Regions from separate parts of the Homo sapiens genome. Here region 1 is linked to region 2. Evidence: chromatin contacts called from ENCODE Hi-C data. All regions are on one chromosome and are shown on one strand. Each heading gives the region's core, a stretch centred on a gene start or an enhancer-like site at or near the end of the contact. The rest is flanking DNA. Distances are from core to core; before and after follow the strand shown.

Evidence for each region. Hi-C counts contacts between places; a loop is a spot of excess contacts on that map. Pooled maps may share reads with other maps.
Region 1: a map with no recorded cell type shows a loop between it and region 2 (5-fold over the local background). The contact joins the promoter of NR2F2 here to the enhancer-like site in region 2. A Hi-C loop is called at or near these places in 2 of 37 single-sample maps with no recorded cell type and 2 of 50 pooled maps.

Annotation. Positions count from the first base shown.
Region 1 is chr15:96,327,923-96,332,061 of GRCh38, forward strand. NR2F2 (nuclear receptor subfamily 2 group F member 2) reads left to right here and starts at 2,778. Exons shown (of 3, transcript NM_021005.4): 1 at 2,778-4,139. RefSeq lists a silencer at 2,531-2,670.
Region 2 is chr15:92,829,853-92,834,630 of GRCh38, forward strand. No RefSeq gene overlaps it. Among named protein-coding and RNA genes, the nearest start is that of CHASERR, 51 kb to the right of the region's middle. RefSeq lists enhancers at 1,837-1,886, 2,267-2,466, 3,223-3,282. Within about 2 kb of position 1,964, at least 41 of the 41 ENCODE cell types and tissues checked have a DNase peak (open chromatin) inside an H3K27ac peak, as active enhancers do.

The DNA.
Region 1 (4,139 bases), core at 1,528-4,027, 3.5 Mb after region 2:
TTACATCTGCAAAAAAAGACTGAGTTGGATTTTTAAAAAACAACAATAATATATTGATTTTATCTTCTCAGAGCTTTTTAACCTTAGACGCACAGCAAGTGAGCATCTCTGGAGAAGACATTTAAAAATATTTTTGCCCTTTTTTCTTCTCAGTCTGTAGTCTTGTCTCTTCTTCTATGCATTAAAATTAAGTATAATTCATACGGTGATTTTTTTTCTCCCTTGTAACAGCATTTCATAACTGAATGAGTCCTAAAATACAGAGTGAAACACCCCTGACTTTATGGCAGCCCTGTGATCATTTGCCTAGCAGGCTCCAATTTGTTAAGATATGGTTGGGAAATTATTCCATTTTAATCTAAGGCCATCACGCATACTTCAAATTCCAAAAATCTCTAAGTGGACTGGGGAAGCTCTTCCTCCTCGATATTGTTCCTTCCCATGTTTGTAAAAGGTAATCTGCTATGGAAGTCTCATTCAGGAGGTGAGATGAAGATTTCCCTATAATCAATTATTTTCATCCTCTATTGAGATGGGAATGCCCATTAGATTTCCTATCTCAACCCCAGTCTCATCACATCTCAGCTGAGCTTGTCCCGAATCTGCTGACATTTGTAACATTAGCAATTCCTGAATCATAGAGGTTGGAAGGGAAAACAACAACAACTACCAAAAACCTTCTCCTGTGTAATGATTTCTTTTCCATCCTTCTTATCCTCTTTAGGAGAAAGTTATATTGTGTCTCTAATTAACCTGAAATTCTCAGCTTGGCTTCATTCTGTGGCAATCTTATTACACACCAGGTTTATGATAGTTCAGTGTCCACTATAGGTTTGCTGGGCTTTTTTTTTTTTTTTTAACAACTTTCAAATAAACCGAGAACCTGCAGCTTTAGTGAAATACGTGATTTCATCGGAGAAAGAGTGAGGGCTGAGGTTTCGGGAATGAAGCTTAAAGAAGATTTTTCCTTTCCTAAAAACCAGCCCCTATCTGCCCAGATCTTTAGTCCTTACCTCATATTCTGCCTATGTGTGTAAAGAGAATTGAATGTAAAATGTGATCTATGCATGTCAATTATATGTATGGTTTATTTTTAAAATATCTTTACCCTGTCAATTTTTTTTTCAGCTACCAAGGATGTTTTCTGTGGTCATCAATTTACTCTTCATATGTGTTCATTTCTTTCCTGGAGCTCAGCGTCTTTTGTGTAAAATATTTTAATTGTTCACAAACCTGGTTGGTTTACCGGCATGAGGTTTTTTCTTGGTGCAAAGTGTGTACAAAGGAGACACAATTTTCTTGTATAAATGTGGAATAATGATAATTCACTAACTGGTCATAAACAACAAGTTTACTGCGTTGGAATATAGTGTGTTCTGAGAGCAATTCTACATGTTTGATGTTTAAAACCAGACACCCTGGAATTCAAAGACACAACTGTCTCAATTATTTTAGCACATGGAGCAGAATGGCAATAGGCTATGAAGTTGTTCTTTTTGCAGTGACTTCTTGAGGTAGAATATGGCTTGGGTTTGGTTCTTGTGACCTGTACTAGTATTATTTCCCATTTGGGGCAGAATCTCTGGGTGCGTTTTAATGACTATATGAATGCTTAAAAGGAACTTGAGGAACAATGAAGTCCGTACTCAACTGTTCTATGACCTAGAAGCATAGTCGGTGAAGTCTTTGTCTGTGTACATTGACAAATGTGCATCTGATACATGTGCGCTTACATGTGTGTACAGAGGGTGTGCACAGGGGAGGCTGGGCGGCTGCCTCCTCCTGTCCATCAGTGGGCAGAGGTCTTTCCCCTCTCACCATGACTGGGTGTGTGGCAGGATGTTGGCTGGAGAGTTAGCTAAAACCAGCGAGAGAGGGTAAAGTTGAGGAAAATTGATTCTAATTGCATCATGACAATCAGATGAAGTCTATTTCTGCTTCTCAGCATCCGAGATGCTTTATTTGGGCAATTAAAATGTCAGGCCACATACCTGTGAAATGTTAACCCTACAAGGAATAAACAGAAACAGAACGGCCTTTATCCTCTGAAAAGAATATATGTCATATATATATGTCACCAAACCGAACAAGTGATCAGAGTTAATTAAGAGAAGGGTTTGCCATCACCCGGATCTGGCCAACTCTTTCGTTTGGAAAATGCCTACAAGCTCAGTTCGTGGCACCTTCCCACCCTCACTCCCTATCCCTCTGCAAAGAAACCAGGGAACTTTTCTTTGGCATTGTGGGTACTAAGATGCGCCAGGAGTCCCGGGTGGTGCGCGAGCGGCGGAATTCGTGACATCGCCAAGTTGCGAGAGGCAAACTCCCCGATTCCATCCAAAGCCTCTCGCGGAGCCTTTAAGAGACGTTGTGTGTGCGCGCTGCGCTAGTCTCCCCGCCGGGGCGGAAACCTCGGGTGCGGGATGTGGGGAGAGCAGAGGCAGCGCTCGCAGGGCCAGCACGGGCCCATCCCCCTCTCGGCGGCGGCGGCGGCGGCGGCGCGGCCACCCCGTCCCCGCCCCCCCAACCCCCGGTCCCCCGCGTGCCCCGCGCCGCGCCGGCGACGCCGCTCGCGCTAGGACCGGGCTGCGCCCGCGGCCGCCATGGCGGGGCCGCCGCAGTCCGGCCAATGACGGCGAGGGGGCGGCGCGCGCGCGCCTGGCCAGGCCAACCCCGGCTGCTGCCTTATAAGGCGCGCCGTCGCCATGGCAACGTGCGCTAAGTTGCAGCAGTCGTGTCAAAGTTCACTATATAGAGAGCTCAGTGAGCTGATCGCGGAGAAGCCACTTCTGCCAGCCCCGGCGCCTATAAATCGCATTCCCTCCCGCGCCCCCCTTTTTAGCATATTTGATCACTTTGATTCTCTGTTCTTTTCTCTCCGCGGTGTGTGTGTGCGTGCGCGCGTGTGTGTTTTCTTCTTCTCCTCCTCCTCTCCCCGAGTTGCCTCCTTTCTCCGGGTGCCGTACTGCCTTTTTTCCCCTCTTTCATTCTTTCTCTCCGTCTTTTTCTCCCCCCTCTGCGCACGAAGGATGTGCTTCTAGGTGGTGATCTGCCCTCCTCTCTCTCTTTTATCATTTCTCCCCCGCCGCCGGCGAGTTGACTCTTTCCCTATGTGTGTGAGGCGGCGGCGGCAGCAGCAGCAGCAGCGGCTCCGGCGGCGGCAGCAGCGGCAGCAGCGACTTCAGCGGCGGCGGCGGCGCTAGACGCAGCGGCTCCGGGCCCGACCCGGCGGCTTCGGCGGCGGCTCCGGCGGCAGCGGCGGCCCGGGCGGCCCGCAGGGAACGGCGAGCGGCCTCCACCCAGCGACTGCGGGCGGCGGCGGCCGGAGAGAGCGAGGCGCGCGCCGGACGCCCGGGGCAGGCGGCGGCGGCGGCGGCCCAGCGCCAGGACGACGCCGCGCAGCGCCCGACGCGGACCACTTTCATGCTGATTCCCCCGGACCCGGGCAGCGCTCCGGCCACTCCGCGGGCCGCCGGCCTCCGCCCCGGCCTGCCTGGCTCCCTGGGCGCGCCCGCACCCGGCGCCTCCGATCTCCTAGTCCTCCTGATTTCGATGGCTTTCCTGAATGGCTGACTGTGGGCTGCCCTGGACTTGGCCCCCGGACAGTCGCCTCTCCTCCTCCTCTACCTCCTCCTTCACCACCACCTCCTCTTCCTCCTCCTCCTCCTCCTCCTCCTCCGCCAACTCCTCGGCTGCACACCAGCTCTAAGAGCGAGAGTGAACGAGAGAGGGAGGGAGAGAGTGAGAGCGAGCGAGATCTTTGGAGAGATTTTTTTTTTTGCCTCCTACTTCTGTCTTGAAGCCAGACAATCGACTTCAGCTCTCCCTCCCCTCCCTCTTTCTCCACGTTCTGCTCCCACTCGCTCTCCTGTCCCCTTCCCCTCCCCTCCCGGCGGAAAGCCCCCCGAAACCAACAAAGCTGAGCCGAGAGAAACAAACAAAACAAACACACCGGGCCAGACAAGCCATCGACAAAACTTTGCAAAAGCAAAAACAAAAAAGGAAAAACTAACCAACCTCAACCAACCAGCCCCCGAGCCACCCGGGGCGCCCTCCCGCGCCCTCTTGCACCCTCGCACACACAAAAGGCGGCGCGCCGGAGCCCGAGACCCGGGGAGCCGCCGCCGCCCCGCCGCCGC
Region 2 (4,778 bases), core at 714-3,213:
CATAGTAGGATTGTGTCCATCCTGCATGTCTCAAGTCACAATCCTCCAGATATTCAACCAAAGTGCTTGATTCTGTTGGCACAAGGACCATGAAATCTTCAGTAGCTAAGGAGACTCTTTGACAAATAGATTTATTGCATATGATGTAAAAGGGTCTCATTCAGAGAACTACACATTTACTACACATTTACTAGCTGTTAGATGTGAGAAATTGAAGCTTTGAGAATTGTCATTTTGTAAGCACGCTGTAATAATTGTGTTCTCTACAAAAATGGAGAAATACTTAATCTTTGCAGGTTTTTATTAGCTTCGAAAAAGGGAATACAAATATTTTGATACCTGACTTTATTTTAAAGATACTGGCAAGCAAGGAAAGATACTCAGTTTGCTAAATTATAGCATAGATTTGAAAGACGGAAATTTTTTTTTGTTATTTTGATTCTTTCTGATTCAGAACCTGCGTGAGTTTCCATTCCTGGGATAGAGAGCCCTGCCAAAGCCAACTCAGTCTCCTGTTATTGCAGAAATTTAAAGGTTACTTGAGCTGATTGATACCAATTAAAATAAAAGCATCTACTGCCATTTTATTAAACGCCCTATTTAATCTCCACATCCCAAGTTCATTCTCTCTCTCTTTTAAGGCTATACATGGGCCTCAACATTCTCTCTTCTTCAGTATCAGCTGTCCTCATCCCTATTCAAAGTCAGAATGACTTGGAATCTATTCAGGGCTGCTACTTAATTGGATGAAGAAAGTACTCTGTTGCATGCTAACCTCCCAGATTTGAATTAGAACCAAGGTCCTGAATCTACACAAGACCTTTTTCCCTTTCCTTTCTGCATTTATTTCTTTTTTTTCTACATCTTTCTTTTTGAATTTTTTTTTTTTTTTTTTTCTGAGATAGAGTCTTGCTCTGTCGCCAGGCTGGAGTGCAGTGGTGTGATCTTGGCTCACTGCAGTCTCCAACTCTGGTTCAAGCAATTCTCCTGCCTCAGCCTCCGGGTAGCTGGGACTACAGGCATACACCACCATGCCCAGCTAATTTTTGTATTTTTAGTAGAGATGGGGTTTCACCATAGTGGCCAGGATGGTCTCCATCTCTTGACCTCGTGACCTGACCCCCTCGGCCTCCCAAAGTGCTGAGATTACAGGCATGAGCCACCGCGCCCGGCCTCTTTTTGAATTTTTTTAAAAAAACACCTAAAGTTTAGGAAAGTATAAGAGGCCAAAGAAACAAGAGTTCAAAGAAACAAGAGTGTTATACACGCACACTTGCAGAAAGGTAGTAAAATATCTGTATAGTTCTGGCTGTCAAGCTTTTGGACTGAGATATGCGTAAGCAAGGCAAAAAGATCCCATAGTCCAGGAATATCAACCAGTCCAGTTTCCCAAGGAAACTAAAAGTAACTGAAAATGAGAAGGGTGCCATATAGGAAAATTGAAGGTGGGGCATAATTATTAATACACTGCTTTGGAAATGCTGGTATGGAAGATTCATATATGGACTTCAAAGCATACATGTCTTATACTTAGCTATGGGAAAATTATCATCAAAATCTTCATTTATACAAATCACGGGTATTAGAAATAAAATCAGGTATTGTGTACAGTCAGATCCCAGGTTTACACAAACTAGAGGTTTCAATTAAGTTTCCTTCATTTTATAAAACCATGACACAAGCTGTAAATAAAGGAGCTCTGGCTTTAGGCCTTCTTCTGTTTATAGACAGTAAATTTTAATCCTCTGTCCCTGCAGACCAACTCAAAGCAGTAACCTTGGCTACCGTTGCCGCAGAAGAAACACACCCTGCAGATTTCCAGTTCTATATTCAGTCTTAGAAAATTGGTCATGTTGAAAGGGAAAAAACAATTTTACTTTGCCTCAGTTATTGACACCAAGAAGCACTCCTCAGCCTGTTCAGAGGGGAAACAATGAGTCATTCATGCTGTCAGCCCAGGTGGTGCATGAATTCCAGACAGAGGCCGCTGAATTAACCCGTGGAGGCGTCTCTCTGAGCAGAGCCCGCAATGCGCCTGCTTGGGGCTCCCTGCAGCCTCTGGGGGAGGCAGGGCGGCCCAGAGCAGGCCTGTGCTGGAAAGGAACGCGAAGCCCTGTAACCAAGCCTGTACCTCTGCAGTGCTAGTCCCAAGGGGCCTCCGAGCTGTTTGTCACCATGTGATTGGCTCAGGAGAGGGGTGGAGAAATGAAAACACTCTGCCCAGGATATATTTAGTTGAAGTGCAGCTGGGGAAGTGCTTAAACAAGGGAGCTTTTGTCCTTATGTTGAAGTGTTTTTCTTAACTCCTCAAGGGTGAAAAACTTGAGCCACGTACTGATCCCATTCCCCCCCACCACCCCCAATATATTTTCTCTTCTTTAGGAAATGCTCTTATTCTGAAACTTTAGAATTTTCTAGGGTTTGTTGCATAAGAGGAAACTGAATAATTCTGATGCAGAACTGACACAAAATTTAAAGCACAAACTTTTAGTGGGAGACACAGTTAAGAAATTCAAATAATTTCTTAACACATTAGAAGTTTGCATTCTTGCCATTAATTTTCTGTAAGTTCAAACTGGAAATTGGCTATTTTCAAACGGCTTTACTTGAACTAATTTATGGAGTTAAAAACATAATTAAGTGTTATAAGCTGACAGAGCCCTGTTTCACTCGAGCTGATTCACGGTTTCCAGTAATGAAAGATATCCTTCTGCGCTGCTGAGCACAGCTTCTTTGCAACAGATGACTGATGAGCCGTGTAACGGCTCCTGTTCACATCCTCCTCAAAAAATGGCTGAAAACTGCCACCTTGCTGCAAGGCTTTATGTAAATACTGTATATTAGGGCACATTATCTATTATTAAGAAGTAATGTGGCTGGGCACTGTGGCTCATGCCTGTAATCCCAGCACTTTGGGAGGCCGAAGCAGGCAGATCACCTGAGGTCAGTTCAAGACCAGCCTGGCCAATGTGGTGAAACACCTCTCTATGAAAAATACAAAAATCAGCCAGGCGTGGTGGCGCATACCTGGAGTCCCAGCTACTCAGGAGGCTGAGGCATGAGAATCGCTTGAACCCAGAGGGGAGGTTGCAGTAAGCTGAGGTTGCACCACTGAACTCCAGCCTGGATGACAAAAAAAAAAAAAAAAAAAAAATAGCAACACAGGAAATATTTTCCATGAAAATTCCATTTGCAGTTATGAAGCAGGGGCAAAAACTTCTGGACAAGAAGCCCGTGGTTTTGTTGATACTAGCAAAGCAGGCTGTAATAGTGCTCTCCAGAGAAACAGAACCAGTAGGATGTGCATATTTATAGACAAAGATTTCTCTCTCTCTCTTTTTTTTTGAGACAGGTCCTTGCTCTGTCACTCAGGCTGGAGTGCACTGGCGTAATCTTGGCTTCCTGCAGCCTCAACCTCTCCTAGCTCAAGCAATCCTCCTGCCTCAGTCTCACGAGAAGCTGAGACTACAGGTGCATGCCACCATGCCCAGGTAATTTTTAATTTTTTGTAGAGATGGTGTTTTGCCATGTTGCCCAGCCTGGTCTCGAACTCCTGAGCTCAAGCCATCTGCCCGATTCAGCCTCCCAAAGTGCTGGGATTACAGGCATGAGCCTGACTGAGAGAGAGATTTTGTTTAAGGAATCGATCCATGCTTATGGAGGCTAAGTTCAAAATCTGCAGTGTGGGCTGGTAGGCTAGAGACCTAGAAAAGAGCCAGTGTTGTGGTTCAATCCAAAAGATGTCAGCTGACAGAATTCCCAGAATTTCTTCTTGTCTGGAGCCGGGAGAGCGAGAGGGAGTCTCTTGTTCTATTCAGGCCTTCAACTGATGTGATGAGGCCCACCCACAGTATGGAGGGCCATCTGCTGTACTTAATGTTCACCAATTTCAATGTTAATCTCATCCAAAAACACCCTCACAGACACATCCAGGAGAATCTTTGACCAAATGTTTGGGCACTGTGGCCTAACCAAGTTGACACATAAAAGTAACCAACCACAGGTTAACAAACTCATTTTAAAAAATTCATGTGTTAACTTCACTTGTTAAAGTAACAGCATTGCTTACCATGTTGTAGATGTTGTAAAGGTATAAAAACGGGTACCCTTACAACATCTGTATCCCCCTGAAGGCAAGGATCTCTCTCTCTCTCTCTCTCTCCCCCTCTCTCTCCCTCTCCTTCTATCCTGTTCTCCCTCCTCCCTCTTCTCTCCTGGGAGGCTTGCCCTTTCATCCCAGGGACCATGTTGTGAGGAAGTTCATGGAAAAGCCATGTGTAGATATTCCAGACGATAGCCCCCAGCCCACACCAACATCAACTACTAGACATGTGAATGAACAAGCCTCAGATGATTTTTTTCTCAGCCTTCAGAGTCTTCCAGCTGTGATCCAGACATGGTACAGCAAAGTCAAGCTACCCTCTGCTGTGCCCTGTCTTGATTTATTTATTTAAAATTTTTTTTTTAATTTTAATTTTTTTTACTCTGTAAGCTTTGTTGGTCTTAACTGTCTCAATTCTGACCTGTAGAAACCATGAGATATTAAAAAAAGAGGAAGAAGAAGAAAATTATTGCTATTTTAAGCCACTAAATTTGGGAGCGATTTGCTATACAGGAAAAGATAACTACTATAGTAAGATTATGGTTAACTTTATGAGAAAGTACCAAACTGATTTCTTTCCTTTTTTTTTCTTTGAGGTGGAGTTTCGCTGTTGTTGCCCGGGCTAGGGTGCAATAGTGCTATCTTGGCTCACTGCAACCTCCACCTCCCGGTTTCA